Regions from separate parts of the Homo sapiens genome. Here regions 2 and 3 are each linked to region 1. Evidence: chromatin loops called from intact Hi-C (ENCODE). Cell type or tissue: gastrocnemius medialis. All regions are shown on one strand.

Region 1 (5,000 bases):
GTCACCTGATATGCATGTCTTCCACTGAGATTCAACAAGGTGAAACCCTCCTTCTTGTTTCATGCTTTCTCATACTATAAATAAGTGTTCTTTGCATAGTCTACTTAATATCACGTTTTTTGCTTTTTTCAGCATAGGACTGAAGTAACTTCTAGTGTTCCTAGTGCAAGAAAGCTATAATGGGCCTTACAGAGAAAATTATCTGTTAGATAAGCTGCTTTCAAGTGTCAGTTGCAGTGCTGTTGGTCCTGGGTTCAATGTTAATGAATCAACAATGTATATTAAATAAAGTATCTTCAAATAGAAATACGCTTAACACAAGATTGCATATTGATCGATTGTTGAAAATGTTGGCTGGCACAGTGGCTCATGCCTGTAATCCCAGCACTTTGAAAGCCCGAGGTGGGAGAATTGCTTCACCCAGGAGTTCAAGACCATCCCAGGCAACATAGCGAAATGCCACCTCTACAAAAAAATTTGTTTTAAATTAGCCGGCTGTGGTGGTGCAAGCCTGTAGTCCCAACTACTCTGGAGGCTGAGGTGGAAGAAGTGCTTGAGCCTGGGAGGTTAAGGCTGTAGTGAGCCATGGTCACAGCACTGCACTCTAGCCTGGGAGACAGAGTGAGACCTTTTTTTAAAAAAAAATATATATATGCATATAATATATATATATTATATATATTATATGTATATATTATATATATATTATATGTATATATTATGTATATATTATATGTATATATTATATGTATATATTATACATATATTATATGTATATTATATTATATAATATATTATATGTATATATTTTCTATATATATATTTGTGATCAGAGGCTCTAGGAATCTTACCATGAATAAGAATCAACTGTATTTGCATGCTTTGCTTAAAAGCATTTTAAAACCGCTCATTAACAGAGCAAAGTTTATATTCCAAAGGCTGCCATTCAAGGTCTACACCTTTATGCCCTGAACTAATTTTCTGACCTTATCTTTGACTAATCCCCAGTGTAGACTTTTGTTGCTAAGAAAAATTCATATATGATTATACAAGAAATAATCACCTTTGGTTCTGCCAAGAAAAGCCTATCTGGTGGGACAAACAAATTCCGCTTCAAGATAAAATTCTACAGCAAAAAGGCCCCCATTTCTCAGACACCTAGAAAAGGGTGTTTGTCATTTTACTTCTCTTGGCAGCATGCTCTCAGGATCCACTGTTTCTAGAAAACTGTTTTGTTGTTACCATGTTACTGACTTCATCCATAGACTTATAGCCAAGTCAAGCTATATTTATTCCAATCAATGTGAGCTCCTGGCTCCTGAGAGCATGCTGATGTTAACTCTGACATTCTCTTAAAGCATGCTCAGTTCTGCAGCCAACAGCTGTTCCAGAAAGCATAAACAAATAATGATAGCACAGAGCAGAGCTATTATGGGTAGGCACAAACATTTTTAATCAGTTGCAGGAGTTTTTGGCAATAAGAATTTCAGATCATTGGATTGGACCTGGGTTCAATTTCCGGTATATTTCTTGCTATAACAAAGGCCTTCTCCATCACTCCAAACCATCCAGAGTCCAATATTTCTTTATAGCCTGTGTGACAGCCTTATGGGAAATAAAAAGGGTATAGCCCCCAAATTCACCTTTCTGCCAAGGGCAACGCAGAGGTAGCATAGTGGAGTAGCTTAGTGGTCAGTGACCAACAGCAATGGCAGCTCCAGGAGGAATGTGAGTGGCAAGAGACACAACCACAATGTGGAACAGGCTCAGGAGGCAAGAATTTCCCCAAATACTCTTTCAAAGGAGTCTGAGATCTGGGTGGCATACCATGTATGGACATGTTACTCCAATAGATTCCCCCCTGCTTATGGGATTAATTCCAAATTCTTCAACTTCAAAAAACAAATTGATGCCAAACCCCCTTGCCACATCATCTCCTCCCACCCCACCCCAACCATATGCTCCCTGTGACCCAACCTCTTTCTGCTCTCCAGGCACATCACTTCCTTGCCAGCCTCAGCTCCCCTCCCCGCACTGTGCAGGCTGCCCTCTTTTTTTCTGAATGGATTGAGCCTTCTCACCTATCATCTCCTCTGAGCAGTGCTTCCAGCCTGCTCAAGCCAATGTGGAGTTGCTCCCTCCTTCCTCTATGCTCCAGTGCACTCCAAATCTACTCGTATTGGAGGATAATGATTCATTGTTGGCTGCCTCCTCAACTGGGCTACAGAACTTACAGCAAAGACTGAGTCTTTCTCCTATTTGTGTCTCGGACGTCAGACCGGTGCCTGCCATGTGTAGGTGCACAGTGAGTCCTGATGGCTACATGAATGAATACAGGGATACATTTTTGAAATGTTAATTCATGTACTTTGTTTCTAAAAACTCCCTGGCTCTTGGTTGTCCCATAGCTTCTGCTTAACAGCTAAGCTTGGTTGGCTCAGATGGTGAGTTCCTTCCGAAGTTGAAAGAGATAACTAGGTGGCATGACTTGCTGTTCTGGGGAAAAAGAACCAGACAGAAGAGAAGGTGCGAGCAGACACTGAGAGAAAGTGGAAGGCCCATCCCCACCCAGCCCAGGGCAGAGGGGGAAGGAGAAAAAAGATGGAGGTCAGGGAAGCAAACGGGCAAATAGGTTTTGACTTCCCCAAAAAGGTGGGTGCTACGAGGTGCGGGGAAGCTGGAAGACAGGGACCTTGTGCTGCACTCCCTGGTTAGAACTCTGGAAGGAGACATATGGGGTAGTCCCAAGCAAAAAATATGGGGAAGTCCCAAGCAGCCACCTGCACTGAGAGAAAGTCGCACTGGTGCCTCGGAAGACCCTCTTGTCTTCTGTGGTATGGAAAGGCCCCAGAAAGACTTACAAGCTTCTTAGGTGTGCAGCAGGTAGCTGAAGGGAACTGCTGTGATGATTGTAGAAGAAACCGTGAGGGAACTGCTGCGTCAAGGCTGTGGTTTGGACAATTCAAGCCAAAGGCCAGATGCAGAACTTGGCTAGGACTTCGAGGGGTTCACAGCTCCAGTAAGAGCAGGGGCCCTGTGTACAAGGGAGGACCAAGAGAACAGGTCTCAAACCACCAGCCTCAGGCTTCAGTTGCAGATACTGGCAGAGTCCCCCCGTGACCAGGAGAAGAAGGGAACTATCTGTGGGGACCAGAGGACCATGAGATCTCTGTGGTCCTCTTATAGACAGGACCCCCTACAAAGTCATAACAATATCCATATCCATACCCATAGTTACTATCTTGGGAAGAACAAGGCTTGAAGGAGAAATCTAAAAGACGCAGAATTTACATTGTAAAAGAACAGGTCAAATCAAAAGCAACCAGGACATAGATTGAACTGGCCAGTTAGGGGTTCCCATCTCACCCTTATCCAAGGAAGAGAGAACTTCAGAGGGAGATTTGTCCAGCTAAACAGAGAACTACATTTTGAGAGGTATATGAATTGCCCTATGTTAATTTTTCAACTCTATTAAAAATGCAAGAAAAAAGACAAAAGAGAAAGGGCCAGGTCAATACATATTTCATGAAAAGAAACACCCTGCAGGGATACAGTGATGGTGGCCTGGGGACTCCTGTGCCATTTTGCCCAGTAATCTGCCTCACGTCTACATTTTCAGACCTTCCTCTTTTGTCAGAGGGCTGTGCTTCCTCAAAACCCTAGGAAGAGAAGAAACCGAGCCACACACACCCTGAGTCTGGGCTTCAAAAGTCAGCTGCTGCTCCAGCTGCTGTTGCTGCGCCTGTCAGATAGGATTTGCCTCTTGGCCACCTCTTGCTGAAAGGCTTAGAAACGTGTGTGTGTGTGTGTGTGTGTGTGTGTGTGTTTGTGTGTGTGTGTTTCTGTTTTATTCATCTTTGAGTCTAGGGGCCTTAGGGCATCACAGTTTGACACTCACAACCTGCCCACAGTCACCCGCCTTGTTGCTAGTGGATGGGGACTGAACTATCCTCCTGACTGACACCATGAGCTCTTGGGTCTAGCAGGTTAGGCTGTTTCCTGGTGCATACCTTTGCCTCTGCTAGCCTCCCTGGCAGAAACTCTGGATGGGTGCAAAAACCCAAGCCCGTCACTCTTTCAGTTTCCTACTGTGGCTTCTCTGCCTGAATTCTGAGTCTAGCTCTAATAGACCTTGAAATCTGTGTTAGAAACTCCAGCACTAGCTTCTCCACAGTAAGGAAGAATACTGGCTACTTCATTTGCCTACAAAGCCTCCCAGCTGCTTACCTGGTAACTGGTGACTCCCCTCTATCCACCCCCAGCCTACCCCCACCCTGCCCCCACCAATCACCCCAGCTTCCTCCACATCTCCCTGGCCCTGCTTGGCCTCATTCAGTAAGTGGCTTCCCATGTGTTCCTCTCAACCATTTTTATTCTTGCAACATTCTGAAAATTCACATGGTGATATATTTAGCTATAGCTAGTTACCACATATTCATATATTCAGTCACTGTGAAGGGTGTAACATGCATTAATTCATTTAATCCTTCAAGAACCCTAAGATGAAACAAATGGGAAAACTCATGGGTAGAAGGGCTAAGAGTTTTGCCCAAAGCCACAACTCAAAGGAGAACTCAAAGTACCAGGGATATACAGGCAATCAGAAATGCTGAAATGAATTTACACATAAGTGTAAAACTGGTCAAGATCAACAGGGCAATAAGCAATGGCATTCCACTGGACACGGTTCATTTGCATTTCTATGGATAATGATCATTTGCATTATTGCCAATTTTCTGCATTTACAGTATAAAATAACTCAAGGCTGGAGCCAGGGCTCACAACTGTAATCCCACTGTTGTGGGAGGCCGAGGCGGGAGGATCACTTGCGGCTCAGCACTCCAGCCTGAGCAACAGATCAAGGTCCTGTCTCTAAAAATAATAAAATAATAATATAAAATAATTCAAAGACAATGAAAAGTAGAGATAAACTGGAAGGTTGTGCTACACAAGATATCCAGAAGTTATTTTTATCCATTTTAAGGTCTTTTACAATTTTT
Region 2 (5,000 bases), 75 kb before region 1:
CAGACTCAGTCCTGGAGTGGCTCCAAATGTTAGAATTATGATTAGTGTTTCTTCCTATACTATACGGGATGGTGCTGAGATTCTAGATTTCGTGGCCCAGTTCTTTAGAGAAAAAAATTACTAACATGAAGAAGGGCATTAAATTGGGTCACCATTGCTTGAGGGAACTATTCCTTAAGAATATAGAACTTGCTTTGATTTTTTTTACACTCTAAGTGCTGCTCTAAGGTTTGATTTCCTGAGTGGACAAGACTATCAAGGCAAGAAGTCCCATGTAGGTGACAACTAGCAATATTTGGGCAGAAACATATCTCACTTTAATAAATGGGCATCTTAATGTAAAGCTGGATCTTAGACATGAACTAAATCAGTGGTTTTCAAACTGTGCTCCTAGGGCCTCATTTGCAATAAATGAACATTTTAAACTGCATGTGAAAACTGCATTTTTTGGATATCTGATTTATATATTGGAGTTTTGCAATTTAATTTCATTTAGGAAGAAGAAAAAAGAGCCCTTTTGCAAAATGTGAACACCTCTGAGATTTTCATTCATTTCTCTATTCACAAGGGACTAAGGCCTAGAGAGATGAAATGACTCACTGAAATGGCAGAGATAAATCGTAAACCTAGGTCATTACTCCCAGCCCAGTCCAATGCACAGATCTCCCCCTTTCTATCTACTACCCACTGTGTGTCTGGAGAGCATGGCACACAGGCCAGTGTAAATCTGGGTGAACTATGTCTTTGTAGTACTGCAAAAGCTGAGAATTCAGTTCCAAATGGTTCTGCAAAAATACTGACTGAGGACTATTTACTGTATATATGATTAAGTGCTACATAATCTACTATGTTCCTCATAATAATCCATGAGTTGGGCTGAGCAAATATCTCCCCAGCCCTCTCCTCAATTTTGCAAAAAGCAAAACAGTCTCAAAGCCGTTGACTTCTTTAAAGAAATGTATTAGTAGATAACAACAACAAAACAATCCAAAATTCCAATCTTCTGACTTTTAGGAAGACAGAGCTCTAACCATTATATTATATACTGTTCAAGCCAACTGGTAAGAATATGCAGTGCTTGTGCAGGCAGGAGAGCAATGATGTAATTAAATAGGACAGCTCCCAAAGTTGACAGGCATAAATGATGAAAGGCAAAGTTTAGATATCAACCTATGAGCCATGGACACCTGCAGAGTTTTAAAATTATTACAAAGGGACCTGAAGTCCCATAAGGTATGCTTACCTGAATAAGGTGGGTTGCACTGATATATACACCCAGACTTCAAATGGATAGAGATGCTCTTTTGTTTAATAAAGTATGCCTTCAATTAAAAGCATTACTGAAGCCAGATGTGGTACTGTGTGCCTACAGTCCCCACTACTTGCTACTCGGAAGGCTGAGGTGGGAGGATCACTTGAGCCCAGGGGTTCAAGTCCAGCCTGGGCAAAAAGCATTACTGAATTCCTAGCAATGTGTTTATCCTTATGTACTTTCAGTCAACTTTTACTAAAAGTACAAACACTATTATGTGCAACTCTGTGAAATTTTGTTGTTAAAAATGAAATCATAGTTGAAAATGTGGGGACTGTCTGTTCAAGGCTAAAATAAAGGGAACAGAACAAAATTAAGATGGGAAATAATTATTTTAAAACATATTTTGTATGTTTTCCTGTGTTTCTATTTTAAAGCTATATATCTAAATTATTGCTCTTTGTTTTCATGTTGAATGGCTGCTTCTTATCTGGCTTTGTTTATTAAGTGTGGTCAGATCATTTATTCTCAGAAAAGCTACCCTGTAGCCTGGCCCTACATTCCTCCAAGATAATATCATCTGCAGGACTCAAGTTTCTTGCCAGAGAGCTGATTTGCAGAAGTAAACAAACTGGGAGTAAAACCAAGAAATGTTAAAGAAACTTTCTGACTTAAGACATTGATAACAAAAACTATGTTAGCAATAAGTGTCTCTAAAAATATATAGAATATCCAGTCAAGCTGACCTACAGAATTGGAACAGTAAACAGAACACAAAAAGGGCTGTAAGCAATACCATCTAGGAACACAGAGGTAACAGATAGGGCTCCATGTCTGTCAGGGACTCCAGGAGGAACAGCTGTTCCCTTCTCTCAAAACAAACCATCCTCTGATGCGTTTCAGTTGCTTACCAACTCAGATCTGCTTTTGAGGAGTAAGCCAAACACACAGCCTCTGGTGATTTACCTTATAGAGGGCATTAGGGAAACTTAAAAAACAAATGTCAACTTGAAAAGGCCACATTTTATATCTTTCCTTCATCTCTGGCAGTATTCCGTTGTTGTTCCAACTACCCACCCCCTTGCCCTTCCTTACATTTGATTCTTTGTTAGATGAAGCATGGAGACAATGGAAAGCAACTGGGAAACAAACTAAACATTTCCTTCTGGAAATATTACCTACTTTTAAATAACCACTAGGGTCTATAAATATTTTCATTAGAAATTTGCCCTCCCTCCACACACACCAGTCACTTTGTGAAAAACCAATTTCTCCAAGTCAGAACCTAGAATTTATGGTCTCCTCTCATTGCACTACTAAAACCTTTCATATCCACAGTGAATCTAGGCTATTACCTCTGGAGACTGGAGTTCAGGGCCTCACTCATATATTTATCTCATGAACTAAACCCCTGTAATTCCCTGTGGAGTTGGGGTTTGGAGGCAGATGATAGAGAGGAAAGTTAGAGTTACAACCATTTGGTTCAATGTGGTAGAGCGCTGAATTGACTGTGTGATCTTAGGCAAGTCCCATAAGCTCTCTGGGCCCCAGATAACTCATGTGTAAGAGGAAAGGATCATACTAGATGACCTCCAACTTTGTATCTTCGAGGTACTGAATGGGAACCAAAGAGTAAAGGGAAGTCGCAAATAGAATTATGGATGTGGTAACTGAATTATTCCCAATTCTTCCCTCTCTCCCTGCGATAGAATTACAAAGCATTTGTCAAGTGGCTTGGCAGTACCTTCTATCAGAACGGGCAGAATATATGTAGCATTTCCCCACCTACTTCATATGGGGCTTGCCCGTGTGACTTGCTTTGACTGAAGTTAGTAGATGTGATGCAAGCAGAGGCTTTTTTTTTTTTTTAACTTTTATTTTAGGTTCAGGGGTACGAGTGCAGGTTTGTTATATAGATAAACTGCATGTCATGGGGGTTTGGAGTAAGGATTATTTTGTCATCCAGGTAGTAGGCATAGTACCTGATAGATAGTTTTTCGATCCTCACCCTTCTTCCACCCTCCACCCTCAAGTAGGCCCTGGTGTCTGTTTTCTCTTCTTTGTGTTTCCTTTTGTTGTTGTTGTTGTTGTTCCCTTCTTTGTGGCCACGTGTACTCCATGTTTAGCTCCCACTTATAAGTGAGAACATGTGGTATTTGGTTTTCTGTTCCTGTATTAGTTTGCTTCATTGTCGCACTAAGCAGAGGCTTTAAAAGTGGCTTTATTTCTTTTGCTTCTGTAATCTCCTGGCTAGCCACTGGTTCAAGAATGAGGAAAGGGGATGTTAAACTGACCAAAACCTTGAACAAGAAAAATAGACAGTTTTGTTTTAAGCTTCTAAAATTTGTGTTTGGTTATGTGGTACTATTGCAGCAGAAACACAAAAATCTCTGCTGAACTTTTTTCATATATTCTATCCAACAATATGCCTACTGACCTTAAAATTTTATTGAGCTGTTGAACTAAACTGAAATCATCTAGGCATCTTAGCTTGACCATGGAAATGTTCTCCTGATTAGCACCATCAGCAGGACGACTTTTGGTGCTGAGGATACTGCAAAACTAGAAATTAGTGTACTGAACTTTTTTATGTAAAAAAAAAAAAACACTGTGTTTTTAGCTATATTGAGAAACGATTCCTGTGAAATTGTACTGTGTTGGCTGTAAGGATGGTGGTCACTGTAACTTACAGTGTAGTCTTTGTGGCAAACTTTTGGAGAAATTGCTCTCTGGTTTCAGCAACTGGAGAAACTATGTTATCGTAAGCAATTGGTTTGTTTGAATCTTATGGACAGTGGATCTCTATCTGGTTGTGAGCCCTCTTGAATTGCCTGGAAAATTCAGAGCCAAATATGTGGCCCTACATAAGCAAGTGGATGTAAGTGACTTTGCAGCATACGTTTTGTTTAGCAACTTCCCCTCCTTGTATTATTTTCTTTTTTCTACACTTATTTTCTCTTTTTCTGCATTCCTTGTAAATTGTTATCGTTATTATGTTAAGTATTAAGTATTATTTTATCATATACATTTATGTCAGCCACCTTAAATCCTTTTGGGAGCAGAACTGAGAATACATAAAGCACTACTGTTAATAAAAAAAATTAATTTCCGTTAGTAAAATGAAGAGAGAAATAAAATTTTATCAGTGACCCCTCAACCCTTTTGTTGTTGAAACTTACTAAGGATCTGGCGTTTCTCTATTCTGAAATATCTCCAGGTCAGTGTTGTGAATAAAGCACTGATATACATTGGTACCATTTCGAATTCATCATCAAAATAAATGTAAAGACAAGCTGGGCATGGTGGTTCATGTTTATAATTCCAGCACTTTGGGAGGCTGAGGAGGGTGGATCACTTGAGGTCAGGAGTTCGACACCAGCCTGGCCAACATGGTGAAACCCCGTCTCTACTAAAAATACAAAAATCAGTTAGGCATGGTGGCCTGTGCTTGTGATCCCAGCTGCTTGGGAGGCTGAAGCACGATAATTGCTTGAACACAGAGGTGGATGTTGCAGTGAGCTGAGATGGTGCCACTGAACTCCAGCCTGGGCGAAAGAGCGAGACTCTATCCCCCAAAAATAAATAAAAGGACAAAAATTGTCTTTCTTCAAGCTGTTTGAAATAGGGAGGAAGGTTTTTCTTTACAAATAATTTGACGTATTATTCTCTTTTTTTGTTTTGTTTTTGTTTTGAGACAGGGTTTCATCTGTTGCCCAGGTTGTAGTGCAGTGGTGCGATCTCAGCTCAC
Region 3 (5,000 bases), 47 kb before region 1:
TGAGAACTACTGGTTCAGAGAATATAACACATTCTACAGGACAGTGCCACAATTTTGCATTTTGTCTTATAGCTGTTCGTCTATTTCTAGTTAATAAACATATGGTAAGCCATAAACATAAGCTCTACTGCTTATTTAATTAAAAATGGCTGTCCAGATAAAAAGTAATGTGTACAAGATACCATGATGGTATGTAAGTAAGATGCCTTTATAATTTGTCATCTGAACTGGGGTGCTTTTGAGGGTGATGAGGGCTACTAATTACACCAGGACAACAGCAACAAACTGGAACTGACTTGGGTGAACCAGATATGATCCCCCTTTGTAAGAGGTATTTAGTATATACAGGATGGTTGTACTAGCAAGTGTCAGACACAAATGTTAGGAGGCGGGGCATGGTGGTTCACGCCTGTAATCCCAGCACTTTGGGAGGCCGAGACAGGCGGATCACCTGAGGTCACGAGTTCGAGACCAGCCTAGCCAACATGGTGAAAACCTGTCTCTACTAAAAATACAAAAATTAGCCTGATGTGGTGGCACATGCCTGTAATTCCAGCTACTCGGGAGGCTGAGGCAGGAGAATTGCTTAAACCCAGGAGGTTGCAGTGAGCTGAGATCACACCACTGCACTCCAGCCTGGGTGACAGAGCGAGACTCTGTCTCAAAAAAAAAGAAAAAGAAAAAGAAAAAGAAAAAGAAATGTTAGACAGGAAAATAAATCCAAATCCAGAATAAGTAATAGTACAGTAAGGATGAATTTCTATCTCTTCTGTGATGATAGACAGCCAATAAATTAACCTGCCTCCCTGTGGCTGAATGTCCTCCTGGGATATGATATCATGTCAGAGGTTCAAGATTTATTTCTGCTGCTAGCAAGTTGGGCAATCAGCAGTGACAGCCAGCATTGGTGATGAAAGGTCCATATTGTTGAGCTTGTGCATACTCTGCATCCAAGTTGCTGTAGACACTTTGTTCATGAGCCCGTTGAGTGAGCCCCAGGATCAATGGGGAAGAAGAATGACTAACATTTGCAGAGTGGATTATTTTGTCCACTGGTTTACTAAACCTCCACAGAGTTTTTTGTTGTTGTTGTTGTTGTTGTTAGCAGTTAAGATATTTTTGACTTCAAAAAAATAAAAACCTTGGACAGTTGATATAAACCATTAAGAATTTATTACTTCACATGTTAAAACGTTCTAAGATAGGGTGGTGCAAGAGGTAGTTGATTAGATAGCTCAACAATTTTATTAAGGATCCAGGTCCTTCCCATCTTTTTGCTTTGCCATCCTGAGCATATTACCTTAGCTTCTTTCATAGTCATAAGAAGACTAAGGTACTTCAGGAGAGACATCTTCACACTAACATCTAAAGGCAGAAAAGGGGACTATTTATTGTTTGCATTTTAATAGATAAAGAAACTCCCATTGAACTAACCCCACAGCAGACTCCCTTCAATTTCTCATTGGCTAAAATGGGGTTGTATGGCCCTTTTTGAGGCTCACGAGGGAAACAGAATCACCATGATCACTTAGATTCACTGATTCACCTGCAAGCGTAGAGGTGTGGTCAGCCTTCTCTGGAGCATAAAGTCACATGGAGGAGCTTGGACACCTGTACAAATCTGAAGTTTTGTTCACAAAGAAGGGGTATAGCTATTGGATTGACAACCAATGTTGTCACACTTATATGAATCCCAAATGTCTTCGTATGATAGTCCCATTTTGAGACCCATCCAGACACTTGTCACCAGTCCTCTGGTCTTTATCTTTCCACTTCCATGAAAATCTGACCAAACTATTTGTTACTGTCCATCAGCATTTCTCTCTTGCTGGAAAAATCAAGGACGATATACCACTCAAGCTCTGCATACTAGGATAATTTTCCTTCTCCACCTTCACTTTGGTGGGACTGAGTGGAACTGAGTAGCACTTCAGTAATCTATTTTGTACATTTACTTTTAGTGATGCCAGCTTACTCTCAGAGCTATATGTAAACTATGCTAGTTTTCTTCAGTTAACTGGTAATGGAGAACTATTCATGAAGTCATGATGGTTGGCAGAGAGGTGGCGGTGTGGCATGAGGATGAATGCCAGGAAGAAGAGCCATCAGTATATGAAACTTGAGCTCTCAGGACATGCTCAGATGCACTCACATATATACTATTTCCACTCGAATATGTCTGACTTTATAGCTGTGTAGATCAGATAACATTCACTTCATGATAGGCAGCTTGTGTTTCACAGTCATCTGGTTTCTATCTGGGCCCAGTATTAAGCCAAGTGCTATTCCTTCAAAGAAGAATGAATGGCTACTCACTGAAGAAGTTATAGCTTTGCTCTAGAACCCTGACGTTCCTGCTGCGAACTTCGTATTCACTCTTTCTGCAGACTCATTTGATTTTTGAGTACCACTGGTCCCACTGGGTCCTAAGGGCCATATAAAAAAAGCTGCAGCCTGGACCAGCTGGAGCATTCCTCTGGGCCCTACTCAAAGCTGTTAGCCTTTCAGATCACTCAAGAAAAGGAGCTGAAGGGCACACAAAATGAGACATATGTTGCTTCTAAAATCCAGAGACCACCATCCCACATAGTACTTTTTCCTAGAGGTGGGAAATAAATTGTCCTTGACACTGAAAGTATAAACTCACATGTCATGCAACACTGGATCCCAAGAAACATCATTGAATTATCATGAGATTTATTTCTACTTTCTGGCATGCATGGTCTTAATCTAAAATACTAGCCACTTGCTGTTCTCCAGAGTCATCAGAATGTTATCTTCAGCATATCCCTGGATGATGAGATGACCAGGTTCCTTTAGAGCAACTTATGGCACAGAGAATGGAGAAGTAACATAACTCTGAGTTGAAAATATAGTTCTGCTGTTTTAGGTAAAGTCAAACTACTTCTGATGTGCTTTCTGTGTTTGCTGAAGCAGAAAAAAAAAAAAAGGATTGTCCAGATGAACGCTGCAATCAATATCCCATAGTATGTCTTGATTCACTGTGATAAGGATACTACATTTGAAAGATCATATGTACTTGAAAGACAAGTTTCCACTTGACTTAGCCTACAGTTATCCCCTAGAATTATCTAAGACTGATCCATCTTTTGCACTGGCCAGCAGTTGAAGAATTAAGTGGGGATGTGATAGGAAGCACAGTGACCTTCAGCTCTATGATTTCCCCAGGAATGTAGTGCAAAAAAATTACAATAATTTTTTCAATGAAGTATAACAGAATATTTTTTGATTTACTATTTTGACAGTGACGGTAACCCCTGAGCTTTCACAAAGTCATTCTTAACCATGATAACTGTGTTAAACTCTATTCTATAGGTCAGAGGGTCAGTGTCAGAATTCTGCCATTTACTGAGGTTATTTTTACTAATAATATGCCCGGAAACTGAAAATAATCCTAGCGAGGGTTCAGGGGCTTATTAGAATGCATTTGTGTTCAGCGCAGTGGACCACTCTAAGTATTTTAAATACAAAGAGTCTTAAGACAGAGAATTAAGTGCTTATAAAATCATTGGAAAGACTGGGGAGGCAAGTATCAGAAGGGCACCATGGGCCAGGTGCAGTGGCTCATGCCTATAATCCCAGCACTTTGGGAGGCTGAGGTGGGAGGATCACTTTAGCCCAGGAGTTTGAGATCAGCCTGGGCAACATAGCAAGACCCCCATCTCTATAAAAAAATTAAGCAATTAGCCGAGCATGGTGGCACGTCCCTGAAATTCCAGCTACTCAGGAGCCTGAGGTGGGAGGATCACTTGAGCCCAGGAGGTCAAGGCTGTAGTGAGCCGTGATCACACCACTGCATGTCAGCCTGGATGACAGAGCAAGACCTTGTCTCAAAAAAAAAAAAAAGACCCTACCAGAACGACTGAGTTAACGAACACAACACCAAAGCTACAGCCACTAATCCTGGAGTATTTTCCATTATTCAACTGAATTAGGCCCCTGGTGGGCTGCTCATCTGTTTTTATCTTTGTAACTCCATTATATGTAAAAGATTTCTGGAGATGTTTGAAGGATGTATCATTTTGAATGCCATACCAGCTCTAGTGCTATTATTATTATTATTACTACTATTATTATTATTATTTTTGAGACAGAGTCTCACTCTGTCATGCAGGCTGGAGGAGTGCAATGGCATGATCTCGGCCCAGTGCAACCTCCGCCTCCTGGGTTCAAGTGATTCTTCTGCCTCAGCCTCCCGAGTAGCGGGGACTACAGGCACGCACCACCACGCCCAGCTAATTTTTGCATTTTTAGTAGAGACAGGGTTTCATCATGTTGGCCACGCTGGTCTTGAACTCTTGACCTCAAGTGATCTGCCCGCCTCAGCCTCCCAAAGTGCTGGGATTACAGGCGTGAGCCACCATACCCGGCCTCTACTGCTATTATTATAGGAGCATGCCCACCTTAACTTTGCCAGTTAGGTGCCACTACTTGTCCTTTTCCATCAGTGTCACTGTTGAAATCAGGAGCCCTTTTCAACCACAGAGTATTCTCTTTTTACCCCAGCACATGAAAACCACCAAAATGCCTTTTAAGATACCTATGCAATTCTTGAGCCCCTGGTATAAAAAAGGTTTTCTGTGCATTTCTTCCTCCTTCTAGAGGAAGGAGACTGTTAGGGAATAAGCGTGTAGTTCACATGTGATAATCTACCCCAATATTCTCATCTCCATAACCTGTTGGCTTCCTTCACCTGTATTCTTACAAAAATGTCTAGCATTTCCTGTTCATTTGGAATGAAATACTACTGAGCACAGCTCAAGAGAGCAAATAATTTACACAACTTGCAGCTGCTTAAGCCAGCACCTTAAATCCAGAATCTCCAATAAGTGTATCCCTATTGCTGAATTCTGTGTGATCTATAGTTATGCTCTTCCTTTCTTGGTCTAGTACTCTCAATCCATTTCCACACATATTCTCCATATTATGCCAGCATACCTTAGCACTCTTTCAATTCCTTTGGTGAGAACATCTTCTGC

Evidence for each region. Peaks named below come from ENCODE experiments on the same cell type or tissue, not always from the same donor. Only the 100,000 strongest peaks of a DNase experiment are listed, where the experiment ranks them.
Region 2: it touches region 1 in a loop (2.1-fold over the local background); 3 of 110 quality-filtered maps call a loop at or near these places.
Region 3: it touches region 1 in a loop (1.9-fold over the local background); 7 of 110 quality-filtered maps call a loop at or near these places.

What each region holds. Positions count from the first base shown.
Region 1 is chr6:118,742,607-118,747,606 of GRCh38, forward strand. No RefSeq gene overlaps it. Among named protein-coding and RNA genes, the nearest start is that of CEP85L, 94 kb to the left of the region's middle. In gastrocnemius medialis, no CTCF peak of the experiment used is centred here; DNase peaks (open chromatin) are centred at 2,255 and 3,692; H3K27ac peaks cover 1,278 bases.
Region 2 is chr6:118,667,113-118,672,112 of GRCh38, forward strand. The region is part of intron 1 of LOC124901388 (a long non-coding RNA gene); the gene reads left to right. It also overlaps a transcript of CEP85L not described here. Among named protein-coding and RNA genes, the nearest start is that of CEP85L, 18 kb to the left of the region's middle. In gastrocnemius medialis, no CTCF peak of the experiment used is centred here; a DNase peak (open chromatin) is centred at 2,122; H3K27ac peaks cover 3,627 bases.
Region 3 is chr6:118,695,602-118,700,601 of GRCh38, forward strand. It overlaps a transcript of CEP85L not described here. Among named protein-coding and RNA genes, the nearest start is that of CEP85L, 47 kb to the left of the region's middle. In gastrocnemius medialis, a CTCF peak has its summit at 2,110; a DNase peak (open chromatin) is centred at 890; H3K27ac peaks cover 1,306 bases.